Regions from separate parts of the Homo sapiens genome. Here all the other regions are linked to region 3. Evidence: chromatin loops called from intact Hi-C (ENCODE). Cell type or tissue: heart right ventricle. All regions are shown on one strand.

Region 1 (8,000 bases), 260 kb before region 3:
TTTTCCTGCAGAAAAATCATGAGATTTTTCCCTATTTCAGGTAGCTAGGTTGCATTGCTAATCAATTCAGTTGAGTGTTGACCTAAGTCAGAGTTTTGTTGCAGCATTACTGAGCTGTAGTTTACTTCTGGCTTCAAATGTCTTCTGAGTAAGAATTGTCCTGCCATATGATTGGCCCTTCCCTGTAGTAGGATTTTGGGATCTAAGCATTCTGAGACTAAAGAAATCTCTCTGTGTGTCTTTCCAGCCAAGCCCTTGGTCTCTTGTGTCACTACATGCTGAGCAAAAGCATGGATGTTCGGGAGAACCAGCTTGGCATTTGGGCTTCTCCAAATTCAAATCTGTCACATAAGCCCACACAACCATTAAAATCTCTATTGGTTTCTTCCTACTTTGGCTAAGTCCTTCTGTCTATAGCAGGCCCAATCCGATATCCACCAAGTCCAGACTTAGAAAATGTCCCTAGGGTGAAAACAGCTGTTGCTTTGTGCTTACCTAGGAAAGGCTCATCATCCCTTTCTGAAACTGAGTTCTTTTATATATTTATTTGCATCCAAAGTACTTCTATGTGTTTAAATTTTTTATAATTTTAAAAAACTTATTTGTTTATTTCTGGTTACTACAAGTGTGCAGGATTGTCTGACAGGTCTTTCTATTTCCTAACCAAAAGTGAAATTCTGGGAAACACTATTAAAAGGAGTTATTTTCATGCAGCATACACCCAGTACTATCATGCTATGATCATTCATAACTTACAATAGGGAAGACTAATACATTAAAAGTATTTTGAGTCTATGTTTCTCCTCTTGATTTGAAAAAATAATAAAGTTTTAAGAAATAATAAACAATGATGATAGTTTTTTTTTAACTAGTAAATTTAAAATCTACACTTATAAGACAGGTATGACATTTATAATATTGTGTTGTAGAAATGCATTACTTTTTTTTATTTCAGGAATTTTTGGAATGTGCTCATGAAGCCTGCAATGTACATAATCTTCAGCCTGTTAAATTTTTTCTTGAAAAAATAATTCAAACATATGAAATGATGATTGTTAGACATGGGTAAGATTATATATTGCTATAGTTAGATGTTATTTCTTAATTAAGCTGGTAAAACAACTAAAATCCATGAACCAAAGACTTGGCAAACTGATTAGGTGAGTTGAGAGCAACCCCCGCCCGCCCCCTGGCCCCCCAGTGGCTTAAAAGGCAAAGGTTTATTTCTCATACTACATGTCCAACAAGGGTTGGTAAGAAGTGCTCATTCAGTGACCTAGTACTAATAAATACCACCATTTGCATAAAAACACACTCTTCCCTTCCCAGGGAGGCACCTAAAAGTTCTAATCAATAAATGAACCAGACTCAAAGTTCAGGATCCCTAGGTGACGATGCATGGTAGCCTTTGTATCATACCTGGAAGTTGTTCCTCTTGATCCAGAGACCTACAACCTAGAAAGACAAGTTATCTTTTCTCCACAAACCCAGTGCACAATAGTGGGCTTATCAGAACAGGGTTACCAGAGCAAACACTCCCATTCAGAAACTGAAGAATAGAAGACACAGCCAACACTGTAATGTGACAATTCTGAAATCCAGCTGGTCATGTGAGGGCCCCAGTTCTAGAGATGGATTGATTGTGAAACTAATAGAGTTTAAACTTCAGGACCTCTCACTTGAAGGGCCTCATCTAAGGAGCCATAAGCATTTTGTATATGTGATTTATTATACAGGGTGTCATTAAAGTGGCTATGGACATTTTGTATTTATAGTTATATAAGTAAAAGTTATATATATGTTATATAAGTAAGTTATGTGTGTGTGTATATATATTTATATTTACTTAGAGAGCCACCTTTCTTAAAACCTGAATCTACTTCTGCTTGGTTTTTGCTACCTGAGAGGGGCTTTCCAGTTTAATTCTTCTTCTTGGGCCTTAGTTTAACCTTCTGAGAGGTCTTTCCATTTCCATTTTCTTCTCTGGGCACATATGAAGTGGGCAATAGAGAAAATACTGTTCTTGGGAGAGTTGAGAAATGTTTTGAGCCTGCTTCTTGCCTATAGAAAGTTGGGATCTCAATGGTCACGATTTTTTCTAAAGGTAGGGTTACAAAAACATTATGTAAATTTTTAAACATACAAAAATAGAGGGAATAGTACAATCAACCCTTATGCATTCAATACCCAAGGATTATTTTAAATATTATTTATTATGTATTTTTGAGATGTAGTCTGTTGATATCGCCCAGGCTGGTCTCAAACTCCAGGGCTCAAGTGATCCTCCCTCCTGAGCTTCCTGAGTAGCTGGGACTACAGGTGCGCACCACCACACCTAGTTCCCAAGGATTATTTAAGTCTTGAACATTCACTTATGTTTTAGACTAGACTCACAGTTTTTTTGGTCAGTAAACTCCCTCAAAAACAATCAGCTTTTTATCTATTTGATTCTAGACAGCTCCATGTTCCTATATCCGTAACTACTGTCCTTAATAAGCCATACCTTTTAAAATTTCCTGGAAGTATCCTTGACCTTATCAGGCTTTGTGGAGGGAGCCACAATCTTAGTCTGTTTTTCATGAATCATTTTATTCTCCTGAAATGATTACTGGGAATTATATTCTTTTTTTTTTTTTTTTTTTGGGAGACAGAGTCTTGGTCTATCACCCAGGCTGGAATGCAGTGGCAAGATCTTGGCTCACTGCAACCTCCACCTCCTGGGTTCAAGTGATTCTCATGCCTCAGCCTCCTGAGTAGCTGGGACTACAGGGACATGCCATCACGCCCAGCTAATTTTGGTATTTTTAGTAAAGACAGGGTTTTGCCATGTTGGCCAAGCTGGTCTTGAACTCCTGACCTCAAGTGATCTGCCCACCTTGGCCTCCCAAAGTGCTGGGATTACAGGCATGAGCCACCCGGCCCATATTAATCCTTCATAGGTTTTAATAATGTGATACAATGACCCTACCCTTGATTTGATACTTGATGCCAAACTGAGTTTTAATAGATTTTTGTTTAAAGGTTTTCTTAATTTTATCTTTTACCAGTTGCGAATGAGAATAACTTGATACATTCAATTCCAGAAGTCCCTGAATTTCTGGACTCCCTCTTTCATTCCTGCTTGCAAACTGACCATGTTTTTTTCTGGGCTCATTTCTTTGTTATGGTTCTTTTTTAAGTGAAACCAGTACCTGTCATTATATACTAATAACATTCTGTTTACTATCCTTTTCACCTAAAATTCTCATTTCCTTAGGTAATTAGCTGTCTTCCAGGTAATCTCAAGGAATACATTTACCAAATGTTTCATCATTCATTGCATGACAATAATTGTCCATATTTTAGCTTCTGATACCAGTTAATTTGTCACTCACAATCTGGCCTTTAAGCCAATGCCACATTAGGTTTTTTTTATTATTATTATTATGGCAAGAATATCCCCCCCTCTTCTAGGTACCAACTTCTGTTATTAAGGATGGGCTAGGATATTCTGTAAGAACTGTCAACACCCAAATGTTAGTGATTTAAAAAACAAAGATTTATTTCTCATTTATATATAGTAGGTTACCAGGGCAGCCCTGCTCGTCATGACCACTCAGGGCCCAGGCTGTTAGAGTAAGCACCACCTCAACGTTGTGGGTCACGGCCATGCTAGAGGGAAAAGGGAGCTCTGTGAGGTCTCTAGCTGGCAATTACCTATCCCTGCTTGGAAGTAATGCCCATCATTTCCATTTATTACCCGTTGGTTAGAACTAGTTACCTAGTCTTTCCACAAGAGGGCCAGAAATCCTATATGTGCCAGGAGGGAGGAGATCCAGAAATAGTTGGTAAAGAACACTAATAGTTTTATGGCAAGTGAAGACTTTGGGAATATAAATCTTTCCCAGTTCTCTCCTTAGTGGGCTTCAGGTTTAGTTTTTTTAAGAGTACACAGATAATAAGTTTTCATTGTCATTTGGAGATTGTTTATTATATTCCCTTTTGGAGAAAATAATATTACAGTGAAGAATTTGATTTGTAGTCAATCAGTTCAGAAATTAAATATGTTTTCTTCATGTCTGAGAAAAATTCATATGATTTCAAAAATTATAAGTAGTAATTATCACAGGGTAAAGTTTTATATACTGATATAAATTATTTAACTCTTTAAAGACTCTTATTGTATAATTATTTCTTTTCCTTCATAGTTTTATGTTAGTAGGAGAGCCTTTTGCTGCTAAGACAAAAGTTCTGCATGTGCTGGCGGATACGCTAACTTTAATGAATGAACATGGCTATGGAGAGGAAGAAAAGGTCATTTATAGAACTGTAAACCCCAAATCTATTACTATGGGCCAACTTTTTGGACAGTTTGACCCAGTGTCTCATGAGGTAACCTAAATATAAGTATTCCCAACTCTCTTATGGAAAGTGCCTGTTAAAACAAGAAACGTGAAGTATTTTCATAGTTTTACTCCTAAATCTAATTTTATGAGGAGAGCTTTTTAATTCTTTTTTTTCCTCCTCAGTGGACTGATGGTATTGTGGCTAACACTTTTAGAGAATTTGCCTTATCAGAAACACCTGACCGGAAATGGGTTGTATTTGATGGTCCTATTGACACTTTGTGGATAGAGAGCATGAACACAGTATTGGATGATAATAAAAAGGTAAATCATGATCAAAAGAGAAGCAGATTCAGCCATGATTAAGCAATTTTATGTGTTCAGCAACTAAACTAGGACTCTATTTAAAATAAAGGATGCAAAAATAAAGGATGCAGCAAGTTGAGTAGGTTTATAAATTCTCTTTTCAATGAAAACTGCTATAGTAAGTCCTTGGGTTAATTTTTTTTTTTTTTTGTAGAATGAAAGTATATTGTATTAAAATTACTGTGTTAGCCAGAAGACATAGTAATCTAGGGTGAGAATAAGTTGTTAAGTGACTTCAGTCTTATGGTTTCTTATAGAACTTCAGTATTTTAGGATAAAATAACAAAAGCCTAATTCCTTTTGAAAACATGGAATGCTTCAGCGTTTATATACAGTATATCACCTTCGGCGCTATGAGATATACAAAAGAACTAGAAAGTGAAAGTATTCTAATATTTATTTTAATTGAGAGACAACATATATAAGGTATAAAATGTATACCAATTTCAAGTGTAGATTCTATGATTTTTAAAATGTGTTTGTATACTCACATAATCATCACCTAAAAAATGACACATGAAATTTCCTATACCCTACAAGGTTCACTCATGTTCCTTCCTAGTTTGTTTATCTTCCTCCAGAGATAATCACTCTTCTGACTTCTATGATGAATTAGTTTTGCCAGCTCTTGAACTTAATACATTGGAATCATATTCTTCAGTGTTTTTTTTAAATCAATATATGTGTGATGTTCATATTACTGTAGTTCAGTTTTGTTAACTTATTTATGTCTATATTAGTATCCTAGTGTGTGAATATATCACAGATTATTTCCATACTTACATGAAATGACTGCCCTACTAAATAAACAAACTCATTTAATTAGCATTTAAAGATACACTCAAGGCCGGGCGCGGTGGCTCACGCCTGTTATCCCAGCACTTTGGGAGGCTAAGGCAGGTGGATCATTTGAGGTCAGGAGTTCGAGACCAGCCTGAGCAACATGGTGAAACCCTGTCTCTACTAAAATACAAAAAAAAAAAAAAAATTAGCTGGGTGTGGTGGCGCGCGCCTGTAATCCCAGCTACTCAGGAGGCTGAGGCAGGAGAATCACTTGAACCCAGGAGGCAGAGGTTGCAGTTAACCGAGATCACACCACTGCACTCTAACCTGGGCGACAGGGCAAGACTCCATCTCAGAAAAAAAAAAAAAAAAAGATATACTGAAGTACTTTATCATAGGTGGTTAGTCATTCACATTCCTTCTTTCATGCATTCAGTAATATTGGTTGAGCTTAGGGTAGAAAGTAAATAGAGAAGAAGCAGGAAGGTTATTCTAATTGTAGAGTGAAGTCTAAGGGTTCAGAGCCAAGCAGATGGATTGTCTCTTACTGCATGAGAGGGAATTATGAAAAGACAGCTATAGGTGAGTGTATGGATTTGACTGTGGAAATTTGAAGGCAAATCCTTGTGATGATTTCTCTTTTCTTCGTGAAGTGATGGGCCTTGGTTCTTTGCAAAATTGAGGATAAAAGAAGAGACTTAAATTAGCCTTTGTGGAAGATGGGAAAGAGAGCTACCTAGGAAAACATAGAAGCACTTCTGGGTAGCACTGAGAGCCTGATTGAGTGGAAGACCATAAATTATCATTAGTAGTACCAAGGTCTGCCTTTGTGAGGTACTCTCTACCAGTCTAAGCAGCTTAGGCATAGGTAATATTGTAGGCCTGGAAATATAGTAAGACTTCAAAGTTATTGACATGAGAATGGTAGAAGCATTAGACCATAGGACAAAAGCTGCCTAATGAAAGAAGTGAAAACATCAGGGATGTGAAAATATTGGGAAAATGAGGAGCAAGTGTAGTAGGAGACAATGAATGAAATAACTGGATGGATTGGAGGCTGTGGGCAGAGACTGAGATACATGAATTTAATATTTCAGAATTGTGTATTATTTCTGGAGAGAAGGTCCCAGATACATAAAGTGGACAGCTGGAGTGGAGCAAGGTGGTCAAGGATCTGATGGGCAGCTGTGTTGAGATTCTCAGTCTTTATAAACACTGGATCAGGCCAGAGTTATAGTAGAGAGTGAGATTAGGCCATGTCCCAAGGACTTTAGCTATTGAGGAGGGAATCACTGAGTACTGTTGAGTGGCAGGGAAAAAACAGGGGTTGTCACTGGGGGTGGAATAGAAGTAGTTGGGAAACAACACAGGGCAGTGAGGAGAATGCTGACCCTACCTTTCAAATTTGTGCAGAGTTAGGAGGATGTTTGCTGAAATAATCTGGTCAAAGATTAAAAGTATTCTAGACCAGCATGTCCAGTAGAACTTTTTACAATACTGCAACTATCTGTGTTCTCTGAGAAGGTAGCTACTAGTCACATGTGGCTACTGAGCATTTGAAGTGTGGATTAGTGCAGTTGAAGAACTGAATTTTAAATTTTATTTAGTTTTAGTTAGCTAAAATTAAATATAAATAGCCACATATGGCTAGCAGCTACCGTATTGGACAATCCACCTCTAGATCATTCATTTTACAGCTAAGAAACGGAATCCACAAATGTTAAATTTCTCATTGTTGACATGTGACTAGATAGGGGAAAAACTGGAACTAAAGTGATGATTGTAAAAGCAGAAAGGAAACACTGAAAACTAAATGTACAAGAATTTAAAAGACTTAGTAATAAAATTAATTTAGGTATCAAGTTAATAATAATAATACTATTAAAAGTTAATGATAATTCCATAGCTGCAAGCCAAAGAGATTGAGGAGATAGGATGGCTTTAATAATAGACAAGACAGAAATTTGAGGGAAAGGAAGCAGTTGATAAATTCAGTTTTTGACATATTTGATAAAAGAAGAAATGTTTTAGATTAAGAGACCAAGGAGACATAAAAAACTCAATGCATAGTCTTTGATTGAATTTTGCTTTAAATAAATCCATTGAAAAGACATTTCTGGTACAACTGAGGAAATTTGAGTATTGACTGAGTATTAGATGATAATAAAGAATTATTCATTTTGTTAGGTGTGATAATGTTATTGTGATTACATAGAAAATATACTTATTTTTTGGAAACATAGGCATTTGAATGTGAAATGCCATGATGTGATGTCTATAATGCTCTTTAAACTGTTTTTTTAAAAAGGTAATGGCAATATGGCAAAATCTTAACATTGATTAAATCTATGAGCTGGGTATAAGAGTACGCATGCTATTCTCTATTTTCTATTTTTTAATTTAATAAAAAGGTCTATGGTCACTTTATAAATTCAGGAGTATTTCACTTAATTTTCTTAATAGCCGATATTTGTATAGGATTTTATAGGTTTTGGACTTTGTCTTATAGTCCCCCTTCCTACAATT
Region 2 (8,000 bases), 69 kb after region 3:
ATATAATTGATTTTTGATCTCTTCATTAAATATTTCAAACAAATATTTTTATGTAATCATATGGTCCATATATAACCATGGTTTAAAATCTCTAGTATTCCTTAATACTACAAAGATATATTTTTAAGATTTTAGCTTAAATTTTTTTTGTTTTAGTATGAAAACAGCAAAATAAGTTATGCCCATTTTGCCTATACTTCTCTAAGTTTCTGTTGCTATTCTTCTATGTATGTATAAATGAATTCTAAACACCACTTCAAAGAACATGTAAATGTAATGTTTCAGTGAAACCCCGTCTCTTCTAAAAATACAAAAATTAGCTGGGCGTGGTGGTGGGCGCCTGTAATCCCAGCTACTCAGGAGGCTGAGGCAGGAGCATCACTTGAAACTGGAAGGTGGAGGTTGCAGTGAGCTGAAATTGCGCCACTGCACTCCAGCCTGGGTGAAAGAGTGAAACTCCCTCTCAAAAAAAAAAGTAATGTTTCATTTCCTTTTTAAGATTACCTTTTCCTGTATCAAATTGGTACTACAAATAATAAGAGTATAAGGAAAATAGAAAAGGAAATTAACAATTTGTCCATAGTGCCACCATTCAAAGACAACCAACATGTCTTAACATTTTGGTAGAAACACCTAGTTCTTGCACTCCTTGGAAGCAGTGTGTGGTTTTTGACTGATACACCTTCTTAAAGCATTAATGGAGGCCCAGTAAAATCAGTGGAAGGATGCCAGTTTAATTGAGCATTATTAGAACGTGGGACTCACCAGCTGACTTCTTCAATGAATACACAGCCTTTTGATTAATAAAAGAAAACATGATGAACTTAGAGTTTCGAGTTGGTAAAGCAGAGATGAACCTGAGTACACATGATGCCTAGTCTCAGCCATTCTTTTCCAAAACTCAGCCATTCTCCACTGCTTGCTTCCCACCCCTTCCCGCACTGCCCACTGATGGAAAAGATGAATGAAATTACCATTTTTTTCCACTTACCTGGTATATATCACTTTAAAAAAAAATAATGCAGCATCCTCTGTTTTGCAGCTGGTGGATGACACTAACACAACAAGAAAAGTGATGCATTATGCCTTAAAGCCAGGTAGGTGCTTTTTTGTTTGAAATTTGGCTCTAGACTACTATAGACCAAGGTATGTGATACTCTCTGTACTTCATGATTTACAGAAACAAAACAAAATTTGGCTCCTCTCTCTTAAATGATGTTCCATCAAATCTGACTTTTCTTCCATTCTAATGTTTATAACCTGGAAGATTAAAGCCAGTTTGGTGTGTGTAGCTCGGACTAGATAAATAGTCAATTGTCCTCTGAAGAAAAGTGGTGGGAGGGGAGATTTCCTTAGGCAAAATTCTCACTCAAAGGTATTTTATGTCCCAGCCTGACTCTTAACTGTTGAATTGTTCTTTGCAACTCTTTAAATATGAACCTTTGAATCCTTTTTAAATCACCAAACCACACTAGAGAAAGGTGGTTGCATGGTCCTAGAACCTGTTATGCGGCTTATGTTTAAAAAGAAAAAAAGTTGTTTCTCTTTGAACCTTTACACTGCTTAAGTTTAAAAACTTTCCCTTTGAAATTTCCCAGTGCACTCCCCGTGGGCCGGGCCCATCAGAGCCGTGGCCATCACAGTGCCACTGGTAGTCATATCGGCATTCGCGACGCTCTTCACTGTGATGTGCCGCAAGAAGCAACAAGGTATCTCTTTGTGTGCTGTGTCTCCCCACAACAAGGGGCAGGCCAGGGGGTGCTGCCAAGAGAAAGAGAGACTGGGAGTACCTGGGTCCTCCAGGATGGCGCCTGGGAAGCCTCATAGCTCCTACTATTCAGTTCCCAGAATTAAAATATTTGGCTTTTAACCTCAGGAGCCACTAAAAAAAACAGGTATCATTATATATCTGTTTCTTGGGACAGGGTCTCGCTCTGTTGCCCAGGCTAGAGTGCAGTGGCACAGTCATAGCTCACTGCAGGCTCGACTTCCCAGGCTTAGGCCATCCTCCCACTTCAGCCCCCTGAGGTAGCTGGGGACTACAGGCATGCACCACCATGCCTGGCTAATTTTAAAAAAAAATTTTTTTTGTAGTCATGGGGTCTCACTATGTTGCCTAGGCTGGTCTTGAACTCCTAAGCTCAAGCATTCCTCCTGCCTCAGCCTCCCTCTCATGCTGGGATTACAGGCATGAGACACTGCATCTGGCCCATAATTCTATTTTCAATGATAGGAGAGTAAATTCAGGGTCATAAAGGAAGCCTGAAGTATAAGTAAGGATATAGGTAGGGCTTGGTCATTTACAAAAGTCACCATGAGACAGCCTTCTGAGGAGTTGGAAATGATCCATAGCTTGGTCTGGGTGAGGATTACACAGTTATATACTTCCATAAAAATTCACTGAGATGTACACTTAAGATTTATGTACTTTACTTTTGTAAATTTTACATCGATAAAAACTTTTAAAAAAAATCAGCTCTGCCTGTGCTTAATTGGTCTACTAGGTGCACTTGGCTGCAAGAGCCAGTTCTGGGCACTCTGCTAACTAAGGTAGCGCTCTGCTAACCAGGGTGACCCCTGCAGCATTTCTTAGTTTATCCAAGATCAATTTCAGGTAAAGAACAATTTTTGACCATTCGTTGCTCCACTGCGGAAATCAGCTGTCCCATTCCAAGTGATGATCAGAGGGGGCTGATGGAGTTGGGGAATGGGACTGCTCTAGGTAGACGTGTTCTTTCTTGAAGATAGCACTGGGTTTCAATTCTTAGGAAATAGAACAAAGCGTTGCTTGCAAGTATCAACCTTATCTTCTTTTCCAATTTAGAAAATATATATTCACATTTAGATGAAGAGAGCTCTGAGTCTTCCACATACACTGCAGCACTCCCAAGAGAGAGGCTCCGGCCGCGGCCGAAGGTCTTTCTCTGCTATTCCAGTAAAGATGGCCAGAATCACATGAATGTCGTCCAGTGTTTCGCCTACTTCCTCCAGGACTTCTGTGGCTGTGAGGTGCGGAATCTAAAGTTCCTTCTCCTACCCTGGCCAGGACACTTGCCCTGTACTCTCTCCCCGCTGCCTTCTCCTCTCTTCTGGGCCTCCTGTGGTGACACCTGCCCTTGACTAGTGCCACAGCTTTCAAACTGGGGATAGTCTCGCACTCTTTTTTCAGTCTGTCTTACCCATCACCAGCACTAAATATTTCATAATACTTAGTTCTAACTCTGACAAACTCCTGCTCTAAAGCTTTGAGTGGCACCCACCTGGCAGGAAGTTTTGTAAGCATTAAGAAGACCAGTAGCTTCCGTGGAAACATGCAATTGGAGTTGAGGGGTGTCACTCATGACATCCTAGTGAGCATGTTCAGGACAGAAGCCCCACTTGGAGAGTCAAAGAGAGAGTGGCAAGTAAAGCAGTGAGTTCGCACAATTGTTTGGAGGAGTTCTGCTGAGAAGGGGAATGAAGGACGGGGCTGCCATTAGAGGGGATCTTGAGGTCCAGGGAGAAGTGATAAACGAAGGGCTCTGTGAAGCTGTTTGACCATTGACTGGTGGAATCATAGACAGGGAGAAACTCATGATGCAGGAGACGGCACTGGCCAGAGAGAACAGGGAGGTAGGAAGGGAGCACTCCCAGAAAACAATATTTTGTCAAGCACTGAAATGATCTGCTCTGGTTTCTTAGCTGTTCTCTTGAGTTATTAATATCTTATTAATATGCTTTTCTATAATGTCAGAATGTACATTTTTAGAGTGAAGTCTGAAACTCTCATGCAAGACATACCCTGTTTCTTGAAAATGCAAGAACTGTACAATAACTGTGTGATTGGAAGTTGTTTTTGCTTTGAAACTGCCCATTGGCATGTTTTTCAGAATCTCTCCATGTGGTGAGGCTGCCCCCTAGTGTCAACATAACATACTACGCTAGCCTAGTTTCCCTCTGCATGAAAGCGTGAGGTTGGTGGATCAGCACGTGCTGAAAAATAACTACACTCTAGCCAATGGCACACAGTTTTCAGATACCACGGGCAACCAAGTTTGCTCTACTTCACAAGTATTTAGCCTCTGGGGAAAACGCTCTTCCAGTTATTAGTGTAATAGTTATTGTAGAAAATTTGGAACTAGAAAAGGATGATAAATAAAACATTGTCTGGAATCCCAAACTGATTAAGGAAAATCTTAGAAAGAGGAACTCATATTTCATGTGTGGTTTATTTCCTTCCAGTCTTTTTCCATATAGGTGAACTCACACGTACAGTTTTGCCTTTGGGGCTGATTGAAATGATTTTTTGCAGTCTCTTAATAATTTTTTACACTATTAGTAGTTATATGTCAACTGCAATTTTAAATAGCTACATGATCCTCCATATTGATTTGCCATAACTGAGTTAATACAAATATTAAACATCTCAGTGGTTCAATATTGTCCCATTTGTGATGATTTCCCAAGAAAGATGCCTGGAAATGGAATTGCTGGGTCAAAGATAGAAACATTTAAAAAATGCTTGGTATATACTCCCACTGAGCTTTTAGCATGTGTAATGTTAACAAGAATTAAGGAAAGTATAAGACAATTCAGGGTTATTTTCAGCAAGTGGATGGATGTTGGGGCTTTTTCCCCATTGGTAACATCTTAGAGCAGAAGAGGAGAACAAAGTCGTTTCAGAATGCCCTTCCCTGTAAGATAGTGTGGCTGCTGTGTTTCGTCATAGCCATTGGGAATTAATAACTACAGAAGGAAAGACATCAACACAATAACCAAGAGATGTTTCTGGTAGAATTAGGTAAAAGTGGTCTGAGAAGGTGAAGTCCTCTAAGGGGCCACACATGTCTGATTTTTCTCTCCTTTGTCAGCCACGCCCACAGTCTCTCTACCAGACCGCCTTTGGGGGTAAAGCTTTGTCAATTACCAGCCTTGTAGAGATGTAGCCTTGTATACCTGTGTGAAGCCATAGAGGAAGGTGCTAGCCAGTCCTGAGTGAGTTACTCAGAATGACCATGTTAATGCAGTTCACTAGCCTCCTCTCCAGCCATGGACCAACTAGTAAACAACATAGGTGAGCCTGAGGCTATGAGAGTGTCGAGATAGGTCCCCTTTGTCAGTCACTGTCTGGATGTGAGTCACCTATAATTGTGGGTGACTGGCATCCAGGCCTGAGCCCCATCTCCCAGCTCACTTTGGAGTCACTCATCCACATCCTCCTCTCAGAGCCTGCCAGCCTTCTCTCCAGAATCTGCCCCTCCAATCTAGGCACCTCACTCACCAGATCAACCAACCTCAGTTTCTCTGTCCTGTGCTCTCTACCACCTGTTGCTTCCTTGAGGATATCCTATGTAGGGTGTGACTTGGGCAAGGTGCCAAAAGCACTGCGCTTCTGTCCCCTCACTTGTAGGGCAGGAGTGGTAATGACTCCATGTGATACAAAAATGGATGGATGGCAAGTTTTTGCAGAGGGACTAGGGTGTGACCATCACCCACGGAACTTTAGCTGTTCCTTGGTATGGTGTAACCTGGAGCCTGCACATAGCTGTGCTAATAAGGGTTAAGGGGCAGATGAGATGGCCTCCTTCTGACATTTCCCTTCCTGTTACTCACTTCCCGAGCCTCTTCCCGAGCCTTCTGTATGGGTGAGGTGCCTTGTTCTCTTTCCAGGTGGCTCTGGACCTGTGGGAAGACTTCAGCCTCTGTAGAGAAGGGCAGAGAGAATGGGTCATCCAGAAGATCCACGAGTCCCAGTTCATCATTGTGGTTTGTTCCAAAGGTATGAAGTACTTTGTGGACAAGAAGAACTACAAACACAAAGGAGGTGGCCGAGGCTCGGGGAAAGGAGAGCTCTTCCTGGTGGCGGTGTCAGCCATTGCCGAAAAGCTCCGCCAGGCCAAGCAGAGTTCGTCCGCGGCGCTCAGCAAGTTTATCGCCGTCTACTTTGATTATTCCTGCGAGGGAGACGTCCCCGGTATCCTAGACCTGAGTACCAAGTACAGACTCATGGACAATCTTCCTCAGCTCTGTTCCCACTTGCACTCCCGAGACCACGGCCTCCAGGAGCCGGGGCAGCACACGCGACAGGGCAGCAGAAGGAACTACTTCCGGAGCAAGTCAGGCCGGTCCCTATACGTCGCCATTTGCAACATGCACCAGTTTATTGACGAGGAGCCCGACTGGTTCGAAAAGCAGTTCGTTCCCTTCCATCCTCCTCCACTGCGCTACCGGGAGCCAGTCTTGGAGAAATTTGATTCGGGCTTGGTTTTAAATGATGTCATGTGCAAACCAGGGCCTGAGAGTGACTTCTGCCTAAAGGTAGAGGCGGCTGTTCTTGGGGCAACCGGACCAGCCGACTCCCAGCACGAGAGTCAGCATGGGGGCCTGGACCAAGACGGGGAGGCCCGGCCTGCCCTTGACGGTAGCGCCGCCCTGCAACCCCTGCTGCACACGGTGAAAGCCGGCAGCCCCTCGGACATGCCGCGGGACTCAGGCATCTATGACTCGTCTGTGCCCTCATCCGAGCTGTCTCTGCCACTGATGGAAGGACTCTCGACGGACCAGACAGAAACGTCTTCCCTGACGGAGAGCGTGTCCTCCTCTTCAGGCCTGGGTAAGGTGCCTTTGGGGCCGGGTCCTAACAGGCCGCAGCCTTTGACCATGCTTCTGAAATCAGTCAAAGCGTTTTTCCACTTTTGGTGCCAACTTATTGGGCAATGAAACCTGATGAGAACACAGCTCGTTTGGTAGTCTTGATTTATACCAGGTGATGGGAGTACTCACATGTTTGAGTTGCAGAAATACTAATGCTAAATTATAGTGAGCTGCCCAGACCCTGCAAGGGGTGTTGTGCCACATACAGACTATGCACTGTATCACTTTTCTAAACTCCAAAAACATCAGACACGAAAACACATTGGGCCCCAAGGGTCTTGGGTAACAGTTTGTGGATGCGTCTTTTTTAGACCTGTAATGTTCACACCCCCCGCCCCCATTGTCTTTAAAGCTACATTCATTGAGTCTGGGATTCATGGGTACAGTATTCTTTCTATCCTTCAGCATAGGGTCCCAGGTATGAGGGCTCTCTAGGAAGGCCTACTTCTGCAGGGAGCATCAGGTAGATGCCATCTCAGGCTGTCCCTTACCATGTCTGTAACTAGTTGGAGTCATGCATACAAACCCTTGACTTTTTTTTTTTTTTTTTGAGATGGAGTCTCACCCTGTCGCCCAGGCTGCAATGGCATGATCTCAGCTCACTGCAACCTCTGCCTCCTGGGTTCAAGCGATTCTTCTGCCCAGCCTCCCGAATAGCTGGGATTACAAGCATGCGCCACCATGCCCAGCTAAATTTTTGTATCTTTAGTAGAGATTGGGTTTCACCATGTTGGCCAGGCTGGTCTCAAACTCCTGACCTCAAGTGATCCCTCAACCTCGGCCTCCCAAAGTGCTGGGATTACAGGCGTGAGCCACTGCGCCCGGCCTAAACGCTTGACTTTTAAGAAATATCTCTTCCTTCCTCAACTAAGGGAACTAGAACCTGTTAGGAGGATGAGAGTGCCCCATCTTGAGTTGGTTGGGATTCTTGCCTCGTTTATACAGAGCCCATAGTCCAAACCCAGATCCAGTCACATTCTGCCATGAGCACCTGCCCAGCCCAGTGAAATGCAATGACAGTGTGACTCTGTACTCTCTTCTCTCCTTAGGTGAGGAGGAACCTCCTGCCCTTCCTTCCAAGCTCCTCTCTTCTGGGTCATGCAAAGCAGATCTTGGTTGCCGCAGCTACACTGATGAACTCCACGCGGTCGCCCCTTTGTAACAAAACGAAAGAGTCTAAGCATTGCCACTTTAGCTGCTGCCTCCCTCTGATTCCCCAGCTCATCTCCCTGGTTGCATGGCCCACTTGGAGCTGAGGTCTCATACAAGGATATTTGGAGTGAAATGCTGGCCAGTACTTGTTCTCCCTTGCCCCAACCCTTTACCGGATATCTTGACAAACTCTCCAATTTTCTAAAATGATATGG
Region 3 (8,000 bases):
GATTAACAGTTGAATATAAAAACGCTATTCATTATGATTATGTATTCATTTATATCACAAGTCATATCATTTAGATTCATGATGGTATCAGAGAAAACAAAAAACAATTCATCTAGGTGAAGGGAGAGCTAAACATTATAGGTGTGATAATTCACAGAGTAAAATGGCTAAGAGTTGCCACGGTTGCTCCAGGTTGTTTATCAACCACATCTCATTTGAGTGGTTCAGTGGAACCTCTTTCCTCTTGATATATGTGACCTATCTTCGATCCTTGTGGATGTCAATTACCCAGTTTAAGTCCTAACCTGCTAATATAGCATATCTATTTTCCACTTTTAGAGGAGCCATAAAAAGTTGATTCTGTTTTAAAATTTCAAACAAACAGAAAAAAGGCATTTGGAGGAAACAGAAGAGACCTTCAATAAAACTATTTCCTCAGAGAGATAAGAGAAAGAATTACTTCTTTAAGCAAGAACAAGATGCTCAGCAAAAGGGACAACAACTAAATAAGAAAGAGCTTCTGTTGGATAGTAAGAAATATAGGCCAGGCACAGTGGCTCAAGCCTGTAATCCCAGCACTTTAGAAGGCTGAGGCAGGAGGATTGCTTGAGCCCAGGAGTTTGAGATCAGCCTGGGCATCATGGAAAAGCCCTGTCTATGGATTTTTTTTTTTTAAATTAGCCCGGCATGGGACTAACAATCAAGGAAATGCAAATCAAAACCACAATGTGATACCACCTCACTCCTGCAAGAATGGCCATAATCAAAAAATAATAGTTGTTGGCATGGATGTGGTGAAAAGGGAATACTTCTACACTGCTGGTGGGAATGTAAACTAGTACAACCACTATGGAAAATAATGTGGAGATTCCTTAAAGAACTAAAAGTAGAACTACCATTTGATCCAGCAATCCCACTACTGTGTATCTACCCAGAGGAAAAGAAGTCATTATACGAAAAAGATACTTGCACATACATGTAAACATACATATATAAACATGTATGTTTATAGCAGCACAATTTACAATTGCAAAAATACAGAACCAGCCCAAATGCCCATCAATCAATGAGTGGATAAAGAAACTATGGTATATATATATATATATATATATATATATATATATATATATATATGATGGAATACTACTCAGCCATAGAAGGTATGAATTCGGTTGTGCACAGTGGCTCACACCTGTAATCCCAGAACTTTGGGAGGCCAAGGCGGGCAGATCACCTGAGGCCAGGAGTTCAAGACCAGCCTGGCCAAAATGGTGAAACCACATCTCTACTAAAAATACAAAAAAAATTAGCTGGGCATGGCGGCAGGCGCCTGTAATCTCAGCTATTTGGCAGGCTGAGGCAGGAGAATTGCTTGAACCTGGGGGGCAGAGATTGCAGTGAGCCAAGATCGCACCATTACACTCCAGCCTGGGTGACAAGAGTGAGACTCCGTCTCCAAAAAAAAAAAAAAAAAAAAAAAAAAAACCTGTCAAGGTCACCAAATACAATGGAAGTCTGAAAAATTGTCATAGCCAAGAGGAACCTGAGACATGACAACTAACTGTAACATGATACCCTGGCTGGGATCCTGGATAGAATAAGGATATTAAGTAAAAACTAAGGAAATTTGAATAAAGTTTGGACTTTAATGATAATGTATCAGCCTCAGTTCATTAATTGTGCCTTACTAATGTAATATGTTAATAACTAAAGAAACTCTGGTTTCTTTTGTATAAGAACTCCTGTACCGTCATCTCAGTTTTTCTGTAAATCTATAATTATTCTTTTAAAAGTCTATTAAAAATAAGACAGAAATTTACAAAATAAAAATAACCTCAAAAGATGACAAGAAAATGTTTCTGCAGTTTGTTTCATTCGCATTATTTGGAGCTTTAGTAGGGTTGGATGTTTTCCTAGGGTTTTTAATGAGTCTTGGATTCATTCAAGACATTAAAACTCAGAATTTCAGTAAAGATGGTGATCATTCATTCATTCACTCAACAGTATTTATCAAATGCTGGCTAAATGCCAGGAAATACCCTGTGCTCAGCACTTGGAATACAGGAATCTTTTCAAAATATAGCCCCACTTCTGCCCTTAAAGTAATCCTAAGAAGCTGTTAGCTACTTTTAGGTTCAAACCAGGACATAAAGTACTGCCTGGCTGCCCCTGTAGGCCTCACCAGCTCACCTTGCACCATTCCGCCACACCTGACTGCTCTCCAACCACATTAGCCTCTTTCAGCTCCTTGAAGTTGCCACATTCCCTACTGCCCCAGGGCCTTTGCACATGCTATTCCTTCTGCCCAGAACAGTTCTCCTCTCTCTGCTCCCCTCCCCTTTGCCCAGGTAACTCTTATATTTGGAATCTTAGCTCAGGGATCCCTTCTTCAAAAACAACTCATCTACTAGTAATTCCTCCCTAGTCATAGGGCTATTTGAGTAATGCCAGTGTCCTCCATGGAATGTTTGTTTGCAGGTTAATGACAACTATGACAGTGCCCTGTTGTTCACTCTGATCCCCACTCCTGGCATAATGTCTGATATGGTGCAGAGATTCCATTGATACTTGTTAAATGAATTAATTAATGAATGGAAAACAGGATATGGTCCTTAGCCTTCCAGTATAGTGCGGATCCAAGCCAGGATGTTATCTCCTGAAGATTAGACGTGGCCATTTCCCCAGGTCTTAACTGAATTGCAAATAAGAGCTGGCCCTGGCTGCATCAACTCCTGGTCCACTACCTGCAGTAACATTCACTCAGGCTCTAAGTCATTTGCTTACTTCAGGTTCGGAAAAAAAACAAAAAACAAACAAACAAAAAAAACCCGAGGTCTGCATCCCCGTCATTCCAGTATTGCCATCTGAGAAAACTGACATCCAGAGAGATGGAGTTGCCCAAAGCCACATGGTTACTGAAAGGACCCATTTGATCCGTTTTCTTACGACCCCCTGGACTCTACTTCCCCTAAAGCTTAGCACCAGCTCTGAATAACAGCAGAGTACTCCCACCTGCCCTGGCGGCTTTGATCTAGAAAGACTTGTTGTGCGGTCGCAGTGCAGGGTAGTCTGGGGCGGCGGTCTCCGACCTGGACTGCGCGCGCCCCCTCGCGGTTACCTTGGAGACTAGACATCCGCTCTTCTTTTCCTCCGGGAAAAGAAACGGGAAGTGGCCGTGGGCCGGTGAATTCCGTGTAGTGGCCAAGGTACGCACCGCTCCAGAACTATGGGGTGGGCGTCCTGGGATTTCTGGGCGCAGGGTTGGGTCCGCCGCCCCAGGTTTTCTGTTGTCCGCCGCCCTGGGTCTCTGGGCTGTGCAGGAGGCGCCAAGGCTGGGTTTAGGAAGGCCATGTTTTTGGCGTCCTAGACAGGAAGAGTCTGGAGGAATCAGCTGAGTCTGGGGCCTTTCGTCCCAGGCAAGGCGGTCCCAGGCCAGGCGATCGGGGTCCGGTTTGAACCCCAGCTCTGTGACCGCGAGCAGACTTCCCCTCGCTGAGCATCAGCTTCCCCATCTGTGCAGTGGGGATGATGACGCCTACCCCATTGGAGCCAAGACTGCCAGGTAGCCTGATTGACATCCAGGCAGTCTTGTGGGGTCTCAGGGACTAAGGGCTTGCAGGTGGGTACCAGTTCTCCACATACTGCTCCCTCCAAAGCCTGGGAAACCTTGCACCCTCAGCCCTCTGGGAGACTGGGGTCAGGGGTACAGTGACACTCTTTACCTTTAATGTCTTTATTAATACAGAAAACATACACTAATTTCTCACAATACCAAAATAAATTAGAATTTGGGCCGACTGCTTCTAACACTGTTCATTAAAATAGTATTTAGTTATTCCCTGCTCAAAATGATTCATGATACAAATTACTTCCACCATCACTTTATCTTTTTTTATGTTTCACGGGATAATTTGACCCCTAACAAAATCCAATCCTTGCGTTAAGGATTTTTCTTATCTGGCTAGGTTATAATTAGAGTGGGAAAATATATTTACATTTCATCAACAGCTTATTTTAAGGTGATTTTATCTGTTTAATTCTCAGCTTTGTTCCAAAGAGGGGGAGGTGGTGACAGTCTCTTGCCCACTGAAGCGTGCCAGACAGAGTGCTAGGCATGGGGGCAGAGGTGAATCAGATGACAGCCACCTCTCACCACGAGGAGTGGCTGAAAGTGTGACTGGACTACAGGCAATCCTGGCCTTGGCAGGTGAGACCAAGTGTTGTATTGAGGGAGGGTTTCCCTAGCTCATCTTCTGGTCACCTCCACAGCTGAGCTCCACTGTGGCCTGGAGGAAACTGTGATCCATGAAAGGCATGTGGGGCCTGGTCCCCTCATTTTAGCTCAGCTTCCAGGACAGAGAGGTCCACTCCCTGCAGCCTTACAGCTATTCTGAAGGGTTGGGATAAAAAGAGGAGATGGAGACTGGGAGCGGCGGCTCACGCCTTTAATCCCAGCATTTTGGAAGTCCGAGGTGGGTGGATCACCTGGCATCAGGAGTTCCAGACCAGCCTGGCCAACATGGTGAAACCCCACCTCTACTAAAAATATGAAAAATTAGCCAGGCATGGTGGCAGGCACCTGTTATCCCAGCTGCTTGGGAAGCTGAAGCAGGAGAATCGCTTGAACCTGGGAGGTGGAGGTTGCAATTAGCCGAGACCATGGCATTGCACTCCAACCTGGGCAACAAGGGCAAAACTCCGTCTCAAACAAACAAACAAACAACAACAAAAACAACAACAACACAAAAAAACCAGAAAGGAGGAGATGGGAGAATCAATGGGAAAGACCAGAATACAGAGAATGTTGCCAAATGCCAATTTACAACCTTAATTTCCTGACCAGATTTGACCCTTTGGTGTCTGTGGCTCTCCTGCCACTCACATACATGCTGGTGGCCTTCCTAGAAAGGAAATAGGAGGGCCTCCCCATCCCTGGTCCTGAGGGATGTCATTCTAGGCATGTTTTAGACTGGACGCTTAAGGCTTTTCCTTCTTGTGCCCTCCACATGGCTTCAGGAAAGCTTGTGCTCTCTCTGAACCCTGCAGCATGTTTTCAGAGGCTGTCGGTTGCCAGATTCTGCAGTGAGCTGTGGATGGGAGGGAATTCAATAGTGGGTGGGTGTGCAGACAGAAAGGGAGCAGGAGTGGGGCTCTGCCTTCCCTGTCATGCAATCATATGGTGACATGAGTAAAACCCAGGGAGAAACAGTTTTCTCTAACCAATGTTCTCCTTGAGGTTCTCTTTCTCTTGTAAGTGCTAAGTACTGCTCCTTTTCCTGGAGTCCAATTCCTGAAAGAGGACAAATGGGCCAGGAGTGGTGGCTCACGTCTGTAATCCTAGCACTTTGTGAGGCTGAGGCAGGCAGATTACCTGAGGTTAGGAGTTCGAGACCAGCCTGACCAACATGGTGAAACCACGTCTCTACTAAAAATACAAAAAATTAGCTGGGTGCAGTGTTGCGCGCCTGTAATCCCAGCTACTCGGGAGGCTGAGGCAGGAGAATCGCTTGAACCTGGGAAGCGGAGGTTGCAGTGAGCCAAGATTGCATCACTCACTCTAGCCTGGGTGACAGGGTGAGACTTCGTCTCAAAGAAAAAAAAAGAGAAAGAATACAAATGGCCAACAAATACATAGGAACATGATCTACCTCATTCGCAACCAGAGAAGCCAATTAAGATGGTGATAATACCATAATGAACAGTTTGACAATTTTAAATGTGCATAATCCAGCAATTCTGATTCTAGAAATGTATAAAATCATTGAATCAATGTGTCAAGGTAAGTGTGTTAGGGTATTTTTGAATCACTGATTCTAACAGATGTCCCTTAGCATGGGGTTGTTTAATAAGTTATAAAGCATGTATAGGCTGGAATGTCACATAGATTAAGGAGCTGGTCGCCTCATTGTTTCCTCCCTGTTTCACCAAAACCCATATGGTCCTGGCCTCATCTCAGCCCCTGGCACCCCTGACTCTCATGGCCAAACGCTGGACATCCTTGCTGTGGGGGCTGAGAACAACCCAGGGACAGTACCAAGAATGTGAGGGAGGGTAGGGAGGCACTGAACCAGCAGCTCCTCCAAAGGAGTGATGTGCTTCCTGAGGTCTATTCACAGAAGGCTACTCCAGAACAGCCTTCTGTGGATCCTAGCTATTCTGGTGTCTGAAGAGGGTATGGTAAACCTCACTGGGTCTGGCTGAATTCCTGAATTCCAGGCAGTGAGGTAAAAAAAAAAAAAATTCTGCCCAGCATCTGGGTCTTGAGGTGGATGCTGTTGTTTGGGGAACCCAGCACCCATTCTCCCTCTCCCTGGCAATAATGTCAGTGTTCCTTTGGGCAAGCACTGTTTCACACTTCCAGCCCCTGAAGTTCAGGTGAGGCTGGCTCTACTCCTTGGTTCTAGATGTAGCTACTTCCAAGCAAATCCCCAAGACTTCTGCTAGCATTACCAAGAAGAGTTCTCTTCCTCCACTTAAGCCCTCCAAGGACGTGTGGGCAGGGTGGTGGAGACACAAGCCACAAGAGAAAGTGCAGGAATCCTGTGTTAGCAGTGGCTGAGCTTAGGCCAGGCCAGAGAAGGAGAGGGAGGGGATTCTGGGCCCTGGAAGGAGAGTCATATAGAGGAGGCTGCCCTGTTGAATGGACGGAGGTGACAATTTCCAAGGTTTCCTGAGGCAAAAAGACCAAGATAAGGCTGGGGCTGGGGGGAGTTCTGTGCAGCAGGAGCCAGGTGGTAAAGACAGAGTGGAAGAGAAAGCCAGTATGGATTTTATTCTAAATGGCCTTTGCATAAGAGCCACCATAGAACAGTTTTATTTATTGATTTTATTTTTATTAATCCTCCTCCAAACACAGAACACATAATTTTACTGTTTTTTTTTGTTGGTGGTGGTGGTGGTAGGTTTGTTTGTTTGTTTGTTTGTTTGTTTGTTTTTAGAGACAGGGTCTTACTGTGTCACTCAGGCTTCAGTGCGGTTGGCAGGATCATAGCTCACTGTTACCTCTAACTCCTGAACTCAAGCGATCCTCTAGGATTGGCCACTGCACTCAGCCTAGAGTTTTAATTGGGATAAGTCAGTAGTCTGATTTGTGTTTTTGGAAGATAACTTTGGATCCAGGCTGGAGAAATGTATCGGACACGGGGACAAAGTCAGAAGTAGAAAAAGCCCTTAGGAAGAGGAGGTGGTATTCTTGAGGAAGGGGGTAGTGGAGAGGGACAAAGTGGGAGAGTTTAGGTGCTCAGATAAAAGGCAAAGCGCTGGGAAGAGTGCGGTGAAACTCTGGATAGCTTGGGCTACTCCACTTCTCTGAGCCTCAGTTTCCTCTTCCAAACAGAAATAATATCCACTTCATGAGGTTATGTTTGACAAGTGTAGTAGCTGAGAGTATTGTTTTTAGTCAGGTCTGGATTGGATCTCAGGTCTGGCAGGTAACAGCTGTGTGACCTTATGAGAGTCAGTTAATGATAGATTGTAGCCTTTATGGAGCACTTGTTATGTTTCAACCAACAGAACTCTCCCCAGACTAGGATACTTATTCTAGCTTCCAGGAGGGTGAGGGGGACGGGGGGTTGTGGTGAGGAAGTATTGTGGAGACAGCAAGCCTTTTGTCCAAAGTCCTACTAGTAAATGTGGAGCCAGGATTTCTCTGTCACGTTCCCCTAACTTTTCTGCGCCTAAAACTGGGATAACAATAATACACTTCCTTGTGTGGTTGGGCGTATACAGAAAGGGGTCTGGCACATAGCAGGTGTTTATTAAATTATTATTAAAATTATTATTATTACATTCTTTGTGTTTTCCTCAGGTTTTGCATAGAGTGAGCATCACTTGGACAAATCCTTTGGATTAAAAAAAGATCTACTAAGTGAGGGGGAAGAAACTGCGGCTGCCAGAGTCTCAGTGGGGGCTTGGGGGGCGTGACCAGAGGGGCGTGGTCTACGGGGGCAGGGCCACAACTGGAGGGCCAGGCTGTGGGGGCGGGGCCAGCACACGAGGAC

The links. A loop is a pair of places that touch in the nucleus more often than their neighbours do. Peaks named below come from ENCODE experiments on the same cell type or tissue, not always from the same donor. Only the 100,000 strongest peaks of a DNase experiment are listed, where the experiment ranks them.
Region 1: it touches region 3 in a loop (4-fold over the local background); 19 of 110 quality-filtered maps call a loop at or near these places.
Region 2: it touches region 3 in a loop (3-fold over the local background); 53 of 110 quality-filtered maps call a loop at or near these places.

The regions. Positions count from the first base shown.
Region 1 is chr3:57,430,016-57,438,015 of GRCh38, reverse strand. It overlaps DNAH12 (dynein axonemal heavy chain 12), which reads left to right. Exons shown (of 74, transcript NM_001366028.2): 30 at 956-1,065; 31 at 4,188-4,371; 32 at 4,509-4,649. Among named protein-coding and RNA genes, the nearest start is that of DNAH12, 110 kb to the left of the region's middle. In heart right ventricle, a CTCF peak has its summit at 3,754; no DNase peak of the experiment used is centred here.
Region 2 is chr3:57,096,188-57,104,187 of GRCh38, reverse strand. It overlaps IL17RD (interleukin 17 receptor D), which reads left to right. Exons shown (of 13, transcript NM_017563.5): 9 at 1,043-1,097; 10 at 1,599-1,709; 11 at 2,825-3,009; 12 at 5,650-6,592; 13 at 7,683-8,000. The coding sequence ends at 7,795. Among named protein-coding and RNA genes, the nearest start is that of SPATA12, 40 kb to the right of the region's middle. RefSeq lists an enhancer at 5,773-6,972. In heart right ventricle, a CTCF peak has its summit at 3,899 (motif pointing left); a DNase peak (open chromatin) is centred at 3,907.
Region 3 is chr3:57,165,439-57,173,438 of GRCh38, reverse strand. It overlaps a transcript of IL17RD not described here. Among named protein-coding and RNA genes, the nearest start is that of IL17RD, 4.1 kb to the right of the region's middle. RefSeq lists silencers at 7,898-7,947, 7,968-8,000. In heart right ventricle, a CTCF peak has its summit at 3,112 (motif pointing left); DNase peaks (open chromatin) are centred at 3,138 and 7,978; H3K4me3 peaks cover 1,427 bases; H3K27ac peaks cover 668 bases.